2 separate regions of the Homo sapiens genome follow, and region 1 is linked to region 2. Evidence: chromatin loops called from intact Hi-C (ENCODE). Cell type or tissue: CD14-positive monocyte. All regions are shown on one strand. Links, peaks and the distances in the headings refer to the core of each region. The heading gives the core; the rest is flanking DNA.

Evidence for each region. Hi-C counts contacts between places; a loop is a spot of excess contacts. Peaks named below come from ENCODE experiments on the same cell type or tissue, not always from the same donor. Only the 100,000 strongest peaks of a DNase experiment are listed, where the experiment ranks them.
Region 1: a loop joins it to region 2, with 1.9 times the contacts of the local background. A loop is called at or near these places in 1 of 110 quality-filtered maps.

Annotation. Positions count from the first base shown.
Region 1 is chr3:72,200,970-72,210,084 of GRCh38, reverse strand. LOC124909393 (a long non-coding RNA gene) reads right to left here and starts at 4,068. Exons shown (of 2, transcript XR_007095959.1): 1 at 3,776-4,068; 2 at 2,370-2,947. RefSeq lists enhancers at 5,794-6,329, 6,330-6,866. In CD14-positive monocyte, for the core only: no CTCF peak of the experiment used is centred there; no DNase peak of the experiment used is centred there.
Region 2 is chr3:72,105,227-72,114,341 of GRCh38, reverse strand. No RefSeq gene overlaps it. Among named protein-coding and RNA genes, the nearest start is that of LINC00877, 9.3 kb to the right of the region's middle. In CD14-positive monocyte, for the core only: no CTCF peak of the experiment used is centred there; a DNase peak (open chromatin) is centred at 4,221.

The sequences.
Region 1 (9,115 bases), core at 2,228-7,227, 95 kb before region 2:
CACTTCCCTAGACCTAGTGAATCAGAATTTGTTTTTTAACAAGATACTCAGATGATTCCTGTGAATGTTCACCCTTGGCTACCCACTACAATCACCTGGGGAACTAACATTCTGAGGCGCAGAGTGCACTATGAGCCAATGTAATCAGAACCCCTGGGTGTCCAGATTCAGGCATCTGTAGAAAACCACTGGCTCTAGATGCCCCAAGCCAGAGTTTCTGGGGGTGGCGTCTGGGAATCCACTTGTAATAAGCCACTGAGACCAAGGCTGGTGGGTAATTGCTCAGAACCCCCTTGAGAGAGGAAGGAGATTTGGAAGACTTTTGGTGTGGTGGGAGGAAAAGGGGGAATGAAGCAGAAAGGATAATTCGTGGGGGGGAAGGGATCCTGGATAAGAGAGCTTTTTCTTTTTAGTCCTTTAATATTGACATCATTTCAGACTTAAAGGAAAATTGCAAGAAAAGTACAAAGAGCCCCCTTATACTTTTCACCAGACTTTGCAACTTTGTAAGTGGTAACATTTTTATCACAGCTGCTTTCTCCAGGACACTCCCATCCCCTCTCTCATTCTCTCTCCCCCTAAATATATTAATTATATGTAATAATACACATGCACACACACACATGCATGTATATTTTCCCTCTCTCCCAAACCTTTGAGAGTAATAGCAAACATATACCTTTACTTTAGTAGGTGTTTTCTAAAAACAAAGACATTCTCTTAACATAATCACAGTCGTACAATGATCATCATCAGGCAATTAACACTGATGCAATACTACTATTTAATCCACGGACCTCATTCAGATTTTTTCACTTATCTCAATACTGTCCTTTTATAATAACAGAAACTCCCAATCATGTGTTGCCTTTGGTTCTCATGTCTCCTTGATCTTCTTTCATCTGGAACAGTTTCTCTGACTTTCCTTGTGTTTTGTGACACTGATATTTTTGAAGTGTATAAGCCAGCTATTTCATAAAGTATTCCTCAATTTGGATATTTTTGAAGTGTATAAGCCAGCTATTTCATACAGTATTCCTCAGTTTGGGTTTGTCTGATGTCTCCTCATGAATGGACTCAGTTTCTGCACTTCTGGAAGGAACACCACGGTGCAGAGTGTGGCCTTCCTAGTCTGTCCTATCAAGCCGCCCTTGATGTTGGTCTGTCCTGTGACTGAGAGGTTAGGTTTGTGCACTGTAAAGTTCCTTCTTACCCTGGTCAATCAATTATATTATGAGAAGATAGTTTGGGGCCATGTAAATATCCTGTTACTCCTCAAACTTTTACCCACTGGTTTTAGTATTTGCTCATGATTCTTGACAGAATTATTTATTATTATGATGGGTCAAATGGTGATTTTCTAATGTCATCGTACCTTTAACTGTACTGTTGGCTTTTTACTGTAAGGAAGAGCTTTCACTTTTCCTCTCTCTCTCCCTTCCTCCCCTTCTCCCCAACTTCCTTCTTCTCTCCCTCCCTCCCTTTCTTTATTTCCATAAATTCATGAAGCGTTAGTTTGTTCAATGCGTTATACTCGCTTGCTATCTATATTAATGTTCAAGGTATCCCATATTTGGGCAGTAGGAGCCCCATCAGCCTGGCTGTTGGTTCTTTGGACATGTGTCCATCAGTCTTTGAGCACTTCCTTACTTTCTGGGGCAATAAGATATTCCAGGCTCAGATTTTTCTGAGGTCCACTGAAATACTCTGGGGGTGGCACCTCCTAGAAGGGTTTTTGCAGTTTAACACTTACCTGACTGGACCAGGAGAATTTTAGTGAATGACATTGGTAGGATGATGCCTACTGTATTTTTAAGAGCATCAAAAAATGCCACGTTTGACTTTCAACAATAGATGTTTTCCTGAAACACTGTAAAAAGTGGAATTTGGTGGGGGTGGAGGGGGGTATTAAATTTTGTTTAAATTTTGTTTAAAGAACACAGTACCTTGTCTATACCTAACTCCACAGCATTTCTTTGTTTGTTTTTTGTTTTTTGTTTTATTTTTTTGTTTTCTTTTTGAGACAGAGTCTTACTCTGTCACCCAGGCTGGAGTGCAGTGGCGTGATCTCGTCTCACTGCAAACTCTACCTCCCCAGTTCAAGTGATTCTTGTGCCTCAGCCTCCCAAGTAGCTGGGATTACAGGCACCCACCACCATACCTGGATGATTTTTGTATTTTTAGTAGGGGTGAGATTTCACCATGTTGGCCAGGCTGGTCTCAAACTCCTGACCTCAGGTGATCTGCCCACCTTGGCCTCCCAAAATGCTGGGATTACAGGCGTGAGCCACCGCATCCGGACTCCACATTTTTAAAGCAAGTTTAATTTACGCACTTGTTCCATAAATTTCCATAAGTTTTTGACTTAGTTATCATAGAAACAGCAACTTTTATTTTCATTTCCATTTTTGAAATGAATCTTCACCAGTAATACTGTCTCTTTTAAAAAATAACAATCTTATTGCCAAGGACTCTAACAGTCAGCTGAATATTCATACCTGAGAGAGTGGTCTCTCCTATCATTGCAATGTATTTTCTTGATTCTAGAAATTTCCCTAGAGTAAAGGTTCTCATCTGAGGGCCATTTTGCCAGCAGGGAACATTTGGCAATACCTGGGGACACTTTTGGTTGTCACAACAGGGTGGGGGAGGAATTGCTATTGGCATCTGGTGAGCAGAGGCCAGGGATGCTGGTAAATACCCTCCAATGCACAGGACAGCCGCCCACAACTAAGAATTATCCTGCCCCAAATGCCAACAACGTACAGGTTGAGAAACCCTGCTTCAGGGAAAAGCTCTCTGTGGCTTCCCAAGGTATGCTTTGCAGAACGCTGATTCCCAAAAGTGCCCATTCAAAAAGGGCCTGAGGTCATTAGGAAAATGCTGCATCTTGTGGCTCAGTCTTGGAGATTCACAACACGCCCAAACATTTAAGGCCTGAGAAGACCTGCAGTCAAAACATGAAAAATACCAAGAAACTGTGTTATCTGAACTAAGTGTATTCCAAATGAACTTGCCTCTGGAATCCTGTCTTGGTGGAGTATTTTGTGAAATGCAAAACTATTCTCTGCTCTAGAAGGATGCACAGGTCTGCTTTCTATTGGCTTTAATAAATCTGACTTGTGTCCTCACAGAAGCAGCAAGAAAAGATTAGGGGGGCCCATTCCCGAATTCCTTATGAAAGATTCCCAGTGCTTCTGGTTGTCACTGACTCAATAGCTTTATATCTGCAGGAAAAGATTAGGGGGTCCCATTCCTGAATTCTTTGTGAAAGATTCCCAGTACTTCTGGTTGTCACTGACTCAATGGCTTTATATCTATTTCATGCAAACTGTCTAGGGACAGGTGTGGCACCAATGAGATGATTTTAACAGAAATGGTGTTCTTGTCTTCCATTGCCCTCCAGTAAATAAATATCAATAAATAGGGGTGTAATTAGAGCATTATTTCAAAAGTTGAGGAAGTCTATTATAAGGTAAAGTCCACAAAGGCATGTATTTCTCTAGATGTGTAATTGTTTTCAAATTTGCATTGAAACTCTTGAATATGTCTAATCAGTTTACAAATAGAGGCAAAGAAATGTGATTAATTTTGTCCTCCAAATGATAGCCAATCTCTGTTCTAGACCTTATCCCATACACAAATGACTTGGTCAAGTTTACTTTTAGTTTTTCATGTCACGGCAGAGGCCACGAGCTTCCTGAGTAACAGAATCTTAATTTTATTTGAGATAGAAAGGCATCCAATAAAAAGAGAACATTCAAGTTTTACTTACGGTTAGGGGCATATATGTGACTATGGAAATGCACAGGACCTCAGGAAGATGATACAAAAAAGCTGATATCCCCGGAAGGTATACTCCTTTGTTTTCCCCTCCCTCTACTTCTGGCCTGGAATCCACATGTAGTAGCTGAGGCTCCAGCAGCCATCTTGGGCCAGAGGGTTACTCTAAAGAAGGAAGACACTCACTTTGAGTTTAACAAAGCATAAAGACATGAGCCTGCATATCTGATGACACCATGGAGCCACCATACTATCACTAAACTATCTGTCTCTGGATTTCTCTTATTTATGTGTGAGCAAAACTTTCGAACTTATTAAAACTGTTATTTTGAATATATATGTCTTTTCAATTTTAAATAAATATGATTAATGGTTTTCCAACCATTAATTGTTGCATGTAATACATATATTAATTGTTGTTGCATGTAATACATATATGTGTGCATGCACCTACACAGACACCCCTTGAACTTGAGAATCTGTAGGGAGCTACGTTCTCCTTTAGAACAGCACGTGCTTTCCTCTGAAGATAATTTACTTTCAAAGAATACCTTGCCAAGAGCGGTCTTTTGCCCCCAGCAGAGGAAATGAGTTCTCTTGAAAACAGTACATGCCTTATTCTGCTCACTTCATATACGTTCCAAAATAAACGAGTATTCTAATGATTTAGTGCATGCCAAATGATTTGTACCATATGCCCATGTCAGGAATAAAGGGGTTCTGTGCATTTTCATATCTGAGTGTTGAATTGGACTCCTGAACTTTCTGGCCGGCTTGCACCATCAGGTGACCATCTGACTGGGACAGGGGGTGTCTAGGGCTAAGCTAGCGGTGCAGCTTCATCACAGCAGAAGGCAGGAAAGAATGTCATGAGCATGTGCACCCTTCTCTAGGAGATTTAAGTTAAGAGGGCTCTGAAGTGCTATAATTAGAGGGTTATGGAGAAGGAAGGCAACTTGTCTGCTAAGCGAGATCTCTTTTAGGATGCTCTTCTATTATTTCAGGGTTATGATGTGAATTAGCCAGCTTTTAATAGCTTCCTTCCTTCCTCCCCTTTTTCCTCCCTCCTTCCTTCCCTCTTTCTCTTTTTTCTCATACGTAGTAACAACAGTCGACACATAGCTTGTGCATTTATTAGATGATCATACATGCTCTTTATCCTCTGCTCATTTTGTCTGTGGGTATCATTATTAATATCCTCAGTGTGTAGTGGAACAAACAGACTTTAAAATGGTATGGAAAATGACATCTACAGAGACTCTATTTCCAAATAAGGTCACATTCTGTGGTCCTGGGTGGACAGAAATTTTTTTGGGAGAGGAACACTATTTAACTCACTACGGTGCCCAAGCCTTTAACTACTGGGGTACACTGTCATGTAAAGCTATCCTCATGCAATGTTTTGATTGTGTGTGCATATGTGTGTGTGTGTGTGTGTGTGTGTGTGTGTGTGTGTGTGTGTGTGTATGTATCTTCCCCTGTGGAGAAATTGTATGTCGAATGCCTAATGTGTCTCCAAACACAAGTTCTATCTTAAGAGACCAAGATGTATCCTCTTCAACAGGCATGAGGACAAGCCCAGGCCATCTGGCTTTTCCTGAGTGTCACTGCCCCATCTATCAGGCTTGCTTGTGGCCAGAAGGCTGTTTTCATACATTTTTATGGCTGCCGGAGACTCCATTAAAGGCACGTTCAATCAGCGAGCCCGACAGTGACAGAGCCCAGTTGCTCACCAATTCTCTCTCTTGAAATTTTTAGAGATCATAAAAGACTCGTAGGAAATCCTCTGGCCTCGATATTTGGGTTGCAAAGTGTCTCCTTTAGAAGGTAATGTGCTATTGAAGACCAGTGAGTCATTTGCTTTTTGCATTTCCCGGGGCCTGGATGTTAAGCCACTCTTCCCACCTGGGCCCTGGGCCTCATGCTGCAAACTCCAGGCTTGGGAATCAGGGCGCCTCATTGGAAGGGGCAGAAATAGTGCTGCTTCATCGTTTTCTTCCCCTTCTTGCTTTCCCAGGGACCAGAAATGTATCAGTAAGGTCTTGACCTTGGCCATGGTTTGGCATCACAGCAAACTTGAAGTTCTCCTCTGTGGAAACAGCCTGAGCTGGGCCATTTGCAATTGTGTGGCCTCTAGCACGTGTCCAACTGGAGCAGCATGTGGTGGACACCGGTGTTTGTCAGCCCCACATCCATGTCAGGGAAGAGCACTTTGACTTTGCTTTGGGTCTCTCCGGCTCTGCTTGGTGTCTGTGTTGCTGGTTCCCCATCCTCTGCCAGCCTCCTACCTCTGGAGGGGGCCTGATAACCACACCTGTACACATCAGACTCTGTTCCCAGACTTCTGTTGGAACCATTCACAAGCTCACTTTCCAAGGGGATTGTGCTGGGGTGGGTCTCCTGCCCTCAGACTGTGTCTCCCACTTCCTTCCTCTTCCTCTGTCTTGTTGGTATCCCTGGGGCTAACCCCTGCAGCCTGCATTTCCTGGGCATTCTTGCCATCTGGCTTCCAGCTGGGTTGGGCCAAGAAAGGCACTGGGGGAGGCTGAGGGTGAAAGTAGAGAGAAGCGGGGCTATTCCTCCCTCTCCCTGCTGGCCTTGGGAGGCATCTCCGGCAGCAGCTGCAGTTCCTCTGCGGCTCCAGTGCCCCACCAGGCTGCCCTACTCTGGCTCCAGCTTCTCTCAGGTATCCCCAAACCCCTGGGTTCCAGTTACACCATCCTTCCCTCTTTGTCTCTCTGATATAAAGGAGGCAGTGCCTTCCTCCTATCACTAATCCCTGGGTTATTCAACATGGCCATGCTGTCTTCTCAGCAGCTCCATCATCTCTGTAACCAATTCCCTGCATTCAATTTCCCCCAAGGTAAACATCCAAAGTGGCTTCTGCCACAGTCCACCACATGGAGAAAATGAAGCTAACAGGGAGGAAAGCAGCCTCTAGAGAGAGGGAAAAAGAGGAAGAGAGACGGAGTCCTGATGATGTTTTAGCTCCTGGATACAGCTATGCCTGAAGCCCTCACGCTTTCATCTATGTTAGTCAATAAATCCTGCCCGTCTCCCTGCTTTTTTCTTCTTGAGCCAGTTTGGGTTACGTTCATGTCACTGCAGTTCAGAGTCCTTTCATAGAAATATCAAATGTAGTGAGATGCACTATAAGCATTGCTTTTTGTTTTAGGTTTTTTGTTTGTTTGTTTTGCAGCAGAGAGACTAAAATGTTCTTCCTCAGAGGTAGCAAGTCTCCTTAGAGCAGATGTGTTTTGGAGGAAAATAATCAATGATTCTTTGGTTTGCCAAATGCAAGGCAAATACTAACCCAGAGTTCTGGAAAGGACTTGAATAAAAGAGTTATTCAACCTAATATTTCAATGATCTAAGCTGCACTGTTTTGTTATAGTTCTGATTCATAAAAGTCTGTGTGCACATCATGGATATACGCATATGTTAAAACTGGTTAGATTGTACACATTTTATATGCAATTTAGTATATGTTAATTATTCTTTAATAAAGTTGGAAAATGCAAAAGAAAAGCAACATATCAAAACAAAGAGACAGGAATACTATTCAGCAATGAAAAGGAATGAACTATGGTCATGCTTGATACCTTCTATTTGACCCTGCAGATGAATCTCAAACCTTATGCTGAGCGAAAGAATCTAGACACAAAAGCAGACATATTATGGCATTCCATATAGAAAACTCTAGAAAACACAAATTCAATCTAAATGACAGAAAGCAGATCAGGAGTTTCCCAGGGACAGGGGTGGAGGGAATTATCTGGAATGAGACACAAGGGAACTTTCTGGGGTAACAGAAATGTTCCATGTCTTAATTGTGGTCATGGCTATACAGGGGTATAAACTAACCAAACTAATTGAAATGTACAGTTAGAATGGGTGCATTTTATAGTTTATAAACTATATATAAACTACATATAAACACCTCAATAAATTTGATATCATAAAAAATCAACATATATATTCAATATGATAGATTTTTTTCCTCCACAAAATTCTACTACTAAATTTGCAGTATGCATTCCCACAATTGGTGCATTAGAACAGAGGAAATGAGGCTATGCAAATAAAGCCACTACAGCCCACAGAACGAGTGTTGTTGTCAATGAGAAGAAGACTTGTCTGGGCTGAAGGCAGGGGATCTTTGGGAGGTCTCTTAGCAGGCACTTCTACTTCAATTAAAAAAACCCATTGGAAGCTGGGCTCTGGCAGCGGCTTTAGGGTCCATGGGCTTAAAGTGGAGCTGTGTAAGTAGCTGGGCATGGATGGAGGGTGGGTGGGTGCAAATCCACTTTCCCCGCAGGTAGATGGTGTAGGGTCCTGAGAGACTGAGTGAGGATGGTGCTGAGGCAACTGACCATGTTCATGTGATTTTGTGGACCAACTGTCCCCACTGCTGAGTTTTAGAAATTACTGGGAATCCAGTGAACGATAACAAAATCAGTTTTGTGCACGTCACAGGATGGATTTGGATTCATTACCTGAGTATTAAAAGAACACTAACCAGGCACTGTGGTTCATGCCTATAATCCCACAGCTCAAGTGGGAGGATTGCTTGAGGCCAGGAGTTCTAGACCAGCCTGAGCAACATAGCAAGAACCCCCTCTACGAAAGATTTTTTAAAAGTTAGCAAGGCATGGTGGTGCAGACTTGTAGTCCTAGCTATGTAGGAGGCTGAGGAAGGAGGACTGCTTGAGCCCAGGAGTTCGAAGGTGCAGCTGAGCTACGATAACACCACTGTACTCCAGCCTGGTCTCACAGAGTGAGGATCCAGCTCTAAAATAAAAATAAAAATGTTTTGGCCAGGTGTGGTGGCTCATGTCTATAATTCCAGCACTTTGGAAGGCAGGAGAAGCACTTGAGGCCAGGAGTTTGAAACCAGCCTGGGCAACATAGTGAGATTCTGTCTCTAAAAAAAAAAAAAAAAAAAAAAAAAATTGGTTTAAAAAGAAAACTAATCAATTTTGGCCTCTGTCCTGATGAAGCAAGGTATATTGGTTACAATAAAATTTTGGATTGAGTCACTGAGCATGGTATGGCCCGTGGCGGGAAATTCACTCAACCTTAGAGACCTAAGTCATGTGCTGCCACAGACAAGGTTGTGCTACAGTTACTAGTGTTAAGGGGAACCAGGGAGAAACTAGAGTATGGGGTTATGGTGTTAAGAAGTATGAAATGACCCCCAGATTATGGCCACAGGGGAGGTCACAGCAGAGAGCTCTTTTGCACTTTCTCTCTCTCTCACCTTTTCTCCCCTTTCTCCTTTCTTCTGGTAAGCAAGATATTGGTTATCTAATCTTGTATGCCAAGCTATCCC
Region 2 (9,115 bases), core at 1,351-6,350:
CATTTTTGTGTTAAATTATTTAAGGCTCCAGTTTAAAATGAAAATATTGGGGAGTTCCTAGAGAATAAATATTACGCATGGTTTATCTTTGTATCCCTGGCATCTAACCTATAGAAGATGGGCACTTAATGGTTGTTGAACGAACAGTGTCCAATGGCTACATGAAGTCACTGTGATAGTAATAACAGCAGCTAATCCTGAACAACTGTTTACTAAGTACCAGATTATGTTCTAAGTGTTTCACATATATATTGAGTTATTTAATTCTTATGACAACCTACAAGGTAGGTAGTTTCATCACTGTCATTCTATAATAAGGAAACTGAGGCTATAGAGAGATTAATTTCCCCAAGTTCACGCAGTTTTTAGATGTGATCTTGGAAAAAAAACCAAGGTAACTTTAGAGGGAAACTAAGCTCTGTCCCAAGAACTCTTGTCTGATATCACCTCCCCAAACCTTGTTGGGTGGGAGGTGGAGGTAGGCTGTGGCTTTTCTCCAAAGAGCAATTGCACTTCACGTCATCCATTCTCAATTTCCACTCTGGTTGTCCTCCATGGCAGTCCTCCAGCCCAACACATGTGCTCAGGCTGTTGGCCAGGAGCTAAATTTATTTGAGAGCCCAGGATTCAAACAGGTACATAAATTACACATATACAGCCTCATTCCTCAGTTCAGCCTGATACAGTGGTATACCCATCAGAGTTTACAGGCAATTTACTCCCACTCCTAAGCTATCTGGTCCTGTGGTGCTGTCAGCTGCTACCCCCACCCCATGCAGCAGGCACCTTATAAAAGATGACCCTGGTGGATTCTCCCCCTGTCCGTAGCCTTAGTTTTGAACTCCGCCCAACTTAGTCCTTGCATCCTACTCTGTCACTGTGTCACATCTCTGACCTTGTGGCTTCTCATACCTTTAGTGCTGTCCATTGACCTTAGGATAAAGTGTAACCCCCTCACAGTGACTCACGGAGCCCACCTCTCCAGGCTACCTCCCAACCAGCCTCACACCTTCCTGACCTTCCTTACTGTCTTACAAATAGCAGGATGTTTTGTTGCCTCTATCATCCACACTGCCATAAAGACCAGAGAGTAATTTTTTTCTTAAATATTAAAGATCAGTCCTTTGGTGATGGAAAAGGTTGTGTCCACCAAGATAATTCTCATTTTGCTAGGACTGGATAAATACCAGTCAACTGCTCACAATTCAAATCACTTTAAGTCTCCTCAGCCACGGAATTGATTTCTGCTTTTATGTTTACTCTAGTGGTATTGTATGGAGGCCTTTCAGAGGAAATTTCAGGAAGGTCCACATAACAGAAGCTTCATAGACTCCTTAAACAGCTTTTAGAAAAGACATTTCCTCCTCCAACTATGATATTTGGGCAGGGTTGGGGGGTGGGCAGGGAGTTAAAAGTCCAGGAGACTGAAGGCCTCTGGAAATAGGACCTTATTTGGGGTGTCTTCTGTAGAACCTAGCATTTGCTGAACTGAACAAAAAGAAAAGGAGTCTGGGTAGGGAGTTTTAAGGAATGAGAAAAGAAGGAAGAAGTGAAGCTAATATTTATTGCAGATCTGCAGCGAACCCTCAGTTTGCCAAGTGTTTTACATTCTGTCATTGCCTTCAATCCTTACTACAATTCTATGAAGAAAGAGTATCCCCATTTTACAAGGAAGGAAACAGGCCCAGAGAGGTTAAGTAAGTTGCCTAGGGTCACACAGCTAGTGACGAGCAGCAGCAGTATCTGAACTCCAGTCTCATTTTCCTTCTACAATACTGACTTCCCGATTAAAGTCAGGTAAACCATTGCTCACCCTCAGCCCAAATAGGTCTATATGTTTTTCCCTGTTCCCACAAGACCCTTTTTTTAAACCTCTGCTGAGCACCTCTTGATGTCTCAAGAACCTACTATTCAATCAAATTTCAAGTGTTGTCAGAATTCAGAAGTTTTAGAAAGCTGGCAGATATATAGGTTTTAAAAATAGAATGGCAGCATTAGTCAGTGTTTGGGATCTACTCTCTGGACACTCAGGAGAGTGTCAGAAATCTGATTGGATAATTACTGAAGTTTCACTCAAATGTGCCTGCATTATGAAAATACAGTCTTCTTTGCATTTTAATTATGGAAAATATTTGGGTTGTTAAACTATTTCTAACAAGGAACATTTATTTTTTAAAGGAACTTAAATTTTTGTTAAATACTGAAATATATTTGGGGGATGTAATTACTGTAAATATATGGAAATAGGACCACTTGGGTAATATGTTACCAGTTGCCAATTTCTCATGCACTTAAACAATCTGTCTCCTTTCAAAGTATGACAGTTGGCAGAAATTCTTGGGCATATGAGAGATTGTGATTGTTTTCAGACATTAAAAATCAGCCTTCAGACCATCAATGCTGCACAGATCTAACTTCATCCTCCTTCTGCCTCTATCCTACAGGCATCACCTCGCACAGAGTAGACTCACTTGGTGTGTGCATGGGGGGAACTGGATTTGATACTTTCTACCTTCACTCTGGGTGGCTAAGGGCTGTTCTCCCCTCATGTAGAGAATCCATCAGCTGCCGGGAGAAGCCAATGAAGCATGCGAGACCCAGGAACTAACTCTATTTCCTAGCAACCAAGGAAAACCATTTCTCCTCTGTCAGCAGGAATGCTCAGATTTATGTAAGCTACAAATGCCCGTTATCACCATATTAAACCATATAGTTGCAGGCGGTATTTACAGCCAGCTAATCGTGGCACTCTATCCTGGCAGCCCCCAAGCTGGCAAGTTTCCCATTTGGAGCCCCCCAAAACTATGATTAGGTGGATGCTGAGTACTAATTTAGTTAACAGCAGTGCCTGACAAAGCTACTAACCATCTAATTATGAAGGAAGATTACTGATACCATTAATTGAGTGGTTGTAAACCTCTGGTAAAGTCAGATGGTAGTAAAGTCCATTTTCAATTTACTAGGCTATTAAAAGTATTTCTGACTATAAAATAAACAGACACAAAGCATACTAAACAGGCTAATATGGAAACATAAAAAGAAAAGGGAGAAGCTTGTCATGCAATTAGTGGTCGTGATTAGCTGTGCCACAGACCCAGCGGTGGAAATTAAAGATTAATTTATGACAGTGCTCTGGCAAAGGAGGTTTTCTGGCGACTGCTCTGCCTACAGGTGGGCGAGGCGCTTGTCATTTCAATTGCCAAAAAACCACCTCCAGCTTAGGCGAGGCTTCGGGCTTCCTTGGGACTGTTGTTTCTATTACCTGTAACTGAAGATGCTTTACTGATACATGTCCTCACTTAGAGCCTCTGTTTCCCTGCACGAATAGGTTGGTTAGGGGCCTTGCAGTTCTAAAAGATCCTAGAATTATCCATTCCCATGTCCCGTCCTACCGACCTGGGTCCCTGCTGTCCCCTAAATAGAGTTCACATGTTCATGTGCCTGTCCCTTCACCTGGGTGCTCTGCCTTCCACCTACTCAATGCATGGGCTGTCTTGGTTTCCACAATCTGGAGAGTTCTCGTAAGGAACCCGTCTCTGCACCCCTCACTTGCCATCCATCCTTGCCACCTCTTCCCTGTTTACACTTTTCATTCATCCAGCTTATAAAAGTTTCTGGAGTGGAGGCCAGGCCCAGTGTCTCATGCCTGTAATCTGCATTTTGGGAGGCTGAGGCAGGTGGATCACCTGAGGCCAGGAGTTTGAGACCAACCTGACCAACATGGCAAAACCCCGTCTCTATAAAAATACAAAAATTAGCCAGGCGTGGTGGCACACACCAGTAATCCCAGCTACTCAGGAGGCTGAGGCATGAGAATAGCTTGAACCCAGGAGGCAGAGGTTGCAATGAGCCGAGATCATGCCACTGCACTCCAGCCTGGGTGACAGAGCCAGAATCCATCTCAAAAAACAAACAAAAAAAAAAGTTTTGGAGTGCTTATAGAGGTGTGCGGATTGACTGAGAGTAAGCATTCCAGGGGCATGACGCATGTCACCTGGAAGTGAAGGAAAATTGGGAAGAGGGGAAGAAGGAACCTGCCAATATCTAGAAATAACAAGAACAATATTTAGTGTGGAGTCTTGTTATCCAAAGGACCTTCACAGTGAGACGTCCAGAAGCAGCTGTGAAGTAGACCAATAGACATCCTGCCAATCTCACCAGTACACAGATGGAGGCTCAGAGAGGAGAAGTGGCCTTGTCTGGAGTTTCACCATCAGCCAGTGTGAGGACCGGGAACAGAAACCACGGCTCTGGTCCATGTTCTGATGGGCCAAGCAAAAGGACTACTCTAGGGCCGGGTGCAGTGCCTCACGCTTGTGATCCCAGCACTTTGGGAATCCACCCAAGGCGGGTGGATCGCTTGAGCCCAGGTGTTCAAGAGCAGCCTTGGCAACATAGTGAAAACCCTATGTCTGCCAAAAATACAGAAATTAGCCAGTCTCATAACCCAGTCTCAGAATATAAATAAATAGATTTTAAAATTAGAAAAAAAAAAAAAACTCTTCTGCGGGATAAGTGTCGGCCACGTGCCAAGTTCCTTATCCATAGCATGACTGGAACTTCTCAGACTCCACTTTGAGAATGAGCCCTAATATCTGGCTTCCTCAAGGTGAAATGAACACTTCACACACAAACAGAAGCTGGGGCACACGGCCTTTTTTACCAGCTTCTTTTCTCACAGGACAACCAGCGATTGCTTCACCAAAATTTTAGTCACCCTATCACCTTCTTGTTTCTCAAACTGTGGTCGCTGCACCAGTGGCATTTCTGGGAGCAGGTGAGAAATCTAAATTCTTAGACTCCACTCCAGGCCTCCTGAACCAGAATCTGCTGCCTAACAAGATCCCAGGTGTTTCCTGTGTGCGTGGAAGATTGAGAAGTACAGGCGCCAGTTGCTAGCTCTGTTCTCTGTCCAACTCCTGGGTTCAAGCGATCCTCCTGCCTTGGCCTCCGAAAGTGCTGGGATTACAGGTGTGAGCCACCACACTCAGCCTGACTTCACTTTTTTCCCTCTTCCCCAGTGAAATTTACAGTCCTTTAGTCTCTTTTTCTATCCCACTGGGGACCTTAGTCTCCTTGCTGGTCTTTCGCCCCTCTTCTCCCTCTCAAAACTACAAAAGGGGAAAAATGATGTGTCTTGCAAATGAGCGTTTAGGACTTGTGGTAGGCCGGATGGTGGGAGGCACCAGTTTTTCCTGAATCGTGGCAGGACAAGGATCATCTGAGGTGCTTGTTGAACATACAGCCTCCTTGTCCCATCTCTGGAGATTCCCCAAAGCACTGGTTCTAGGACAGGGTGGGGTGTTTGTGTGGGTAAGTAATGCCCACAGGGGACTCTTTTCCTGAGGGAAGTTCAAGGATTCTCTGCTCGCACCCTGTGGTTTGCAGCCCCCGCTGTGCATTAGAACCACCTGGTGAGCTTTTAAACCAACTGAAGCCAAGAATGCACTCACAGCAATTCCATTTGATTGGGTGAAGGTAGATCCCAGGCATTTTGCCTTTTTTTTAGGTTCTCCAGGTAATTGTAATGTATAAGCAGTGTTCACAACAACAGTCTCAATACAGGTTCTCAAAATGTGGCCCATGGACCAGCAGTGCCAGCACAACCTGTGAACTTGTCAGAAATGCACATCTGAGGGGCCCACCTTCCAGAACTACCACATCAGAAATCTGGAGGTGGGCCAGTTATCTATGCTGTAATAAGTTCTCCAGACAACACTGGTTACATAATTTTTAGGGGCTACTGCAAAATGAAAATACACAATCCCTTATTCAGAAATTCAGACTTTCAAGACAGTGACTGCATGGCACTAAGCCAAGCAGAGAGCCCTCTGCGCATGGAGCCCTGTGTGACTACACTGAACATGCACCCATGAAGGTGACTCTGTATCCAAGTGACTCCGACGCATGCTAAAATCTGAGAAACGTCCGGGAGCGGTGGCTCACTCCTGCAATCCCAGCACTTTGGGAGGCCGAGGCGGGTGGATCACTAGGTCAGGAGATCAAGACCATCCTGGCTAACACGGTGAAACCTTGTCTCTACTAAAAATACAAAAAATTAGCCGGACGTGGTGGTGGGTGCCTGTAGTCCCAGCTACTCAGGAGGCTGAGGCAGGAGAATGGCGTGAACCCGGGAGGTGGAGCTTGCAGTGAGCCGAGATTGCGCCACTGCACTCCAACCTGGATGACAGAGCAAGACTCCATCTCAAAAAAAAATCTGAGGACCTAGAGTCTAGATTCTCCTGCTGGCCTATAGCTCATGTTTCTGTTTCTTGGCATGATCCGAGGGCGACACTCAGGACTTGTAAGGCACTAGCTCTGGGATGATGATAATAATAGAACCATTCATTGATCATGTGTGACGTACCGGGCCCTGGCCTTGGCACTTCCCAGGCATTATCTCACTCAAGTCTCATCACACCCTCAGGAGGCAGATCTGTTAGCTTCATTCGCATTGTACAGATGGGAAAACTGAGCCAAGGCCAATGGTGATTAGTTGGTTGAATATTTCGAATGTCACCTTCCTGCCTGCTCCTTCACCCTTCCCACTGCTGCAGTCATTATCAACCCTGAGACCATCCTTACTCCTAACTCCATGAGTGAGGACTTATTGGAACAGAATTGCCTGAAAGGTCTCTAACTAGGAGCCTAGCCTTTTCTCCAGCAGGATAGAAAGGTTTATAATCACAGGTTTTCTGCTTATTGTGCCAATGAAGAATTGGAGGTTCAGACAGGGGACAGAGCTAGCAAGCAGTGAGTCAAGATTTGAATCCAAGACATGTTGATCTCAAGGGCTACCGCAAGTCCTAAACACTCGTTTACAAGACACATCATTTCCCCTCTTTTGTAGTTGTGACAGGGAGCAGAGGGGTGAAAGGCCAGCAAGGAGACTAAAGTCTTTAGTGGGTTAGAAAAAAAGACTAAGGACTGTAAATTACAGTGGAGAAGAGGAGGAACTCTAAAGTGAAGTCAGGCTCGGTGGGTGTGGCGGCTCACGCCTATAATCCCAGCACTTTGGGAGGCCAAGGCAGGAGGATCGCTGGCGCCCAGAAGTTAAGACCAGCCTGAACAACATAGTGAGACCCCGTCTCTATAAAAAAATATAAAAAAATTAGCTAAGCATGGTGGCGTGCTCCTGTAGTCCCAGCTACTTGGGAGACTGAAGTAGGAGGATTGCTTGAACCTGGAGGTTGAGGCTGCATTGAGCTATGATTGTGCCACTGCACTCCAGCCTGGGTAACAGAGGGAGACCTTGTCTCAAAAAATAAGATAAAGTGAAATTGACCTCATGTTCAATCTGGCCACCAGTTTGTTGGATATGTTACCTCTCTGAGTCTGATTCATCTTCTATAAAATGGGTATAATATCTATTTGTATTGGATAATTGTAAAAATTCAATGAGATTACGGTTTAAACAAGCCAAAGAGTGTAATCTGACTCCTGCCACAGAGCAAATGCTCACTAAAAGGTGTTATTACTGTTGAAAGGGCCTTTGCCCAGGCTGGTGGGATTTTGAGTATCCTTGCCCCACCACTCCCATGTGATGGAGCTGAATAAATCAGAAAATTCAAGACAAAGCTGGGAGGTCTGGGGCTGTGTCCCAGCTCCACCACAAAGTCATTTAGACCTTGGATTTGTCCATACTCCATTCCAGGCCTTGGTGTCCTCATCTGACAGTATCAGGTCTGAACCAGTGAGCTGTAAGGCTCTCCAAAGCCCGGCTTTACTCTGAGCATGGAAGAATCCATTTGCATTGGAAGCCTCGTTCCTGAGCACTTGGTTTATTGGAAGATATTTGAAAGAAGACTGAGAAGGGACAGGTTCCAGGGGCAAGTTGTCTTGAGGTTTGAATCTGGCATCTGCTAGCTATTAACTGGAAAAAGCTTGGAAACATAAAATCCTCTATGTGCTGACCCTTGGGGACCTGGCTTCAAAGGTGGTCCTCACACTGCTATTAAGACAATCACAATCCTTGGCCCTCCATGAGCCCCAGATCTGAATTCTGAATAACATACATTGTGCTGAAGCTTCAGGAGCTTCAGAACACGCTACTCCAACATATGGCACCTTGGCATATTGAATATTTAAAGCTGAAGGAATTTGAGAAAGAGCAGGTGCAGCAAGGACTCTCTGACCTTCCCGGAAGCAGGTCATAAGCCCCTCATGTGAGAGGTCCCCTCCCTGTACCGGGAGCAAGGAGCATCCTTCTCTCTGAAGACAGAGGAACCCTGAGAGGAATCCACATGAACAGGCCTTGCTAAGTGTCCCCAGCTCACTATTCGTAGCCCACATCCTTTTTTCCTATCATGGTTTTCCATTTTCCACTCTTACCCAAACTGGTAACTGTTTAACTGTTTTTTTGGGGAATCTTCATTTTCCTATAAAGGCTGCTGTGTCACATAAAACTTGTATGAAATAAATTACATGCTCTTCTTCTGTTAACCTTTGTCAATTTAATTTTCAGATGAAGCCAGGGATCCGACTAGGGTCGAGAAAAACATGTTCCTCCCCTACAAGCTCAACTTTTCCCTTCCCTCCTTTTTGCAGGGTAGATTCCCCAGAAAGCACACTCTAAGATGGAGATTAGTGAGCAGGAGGTTTATTAGGGAGTTCTCATGGAATCAACATCTGGAGAATTGGGAAGGGAAGGAAGTCAAATTGGGCAGAGGGAGAAACTGAGCTACAATGTAGTCATGAGGAAGGTCTCAGCCCACTCGACACGGAATTCTTTGCTGGGAATATCTTTCTGAGTCATCCAAGTTGAGGCTGAGAGGCTCGGGACTCCACACCCTTTTGTCAATCAGTCATTAGATGCAGGCTTCCATGGAAGGAGGCGTGACAGTGGCAATGAGGCAGCTCTCTTCCACCAAGGCAATCCTCTAGGGTGCTGACAACTGAGGGCTGTCAGCAGGCAGCTCTCCCAGAAGCTGGGGGCCTAGGTGCCTCTCTCCTTAAGGATGATTTCGGTAGCTCATCACAGCCTCCGCCCCCCACTCCTCCTTTTTCCTAATCATGCTGCATAGGAAATACAAACCTTCTTTATTTCAGCCTCAGCAAGTGCTAATTGAGTGAAGATTGTACAGTTGCTTGCTTTTTCACCAATTTAGCCTGTGCC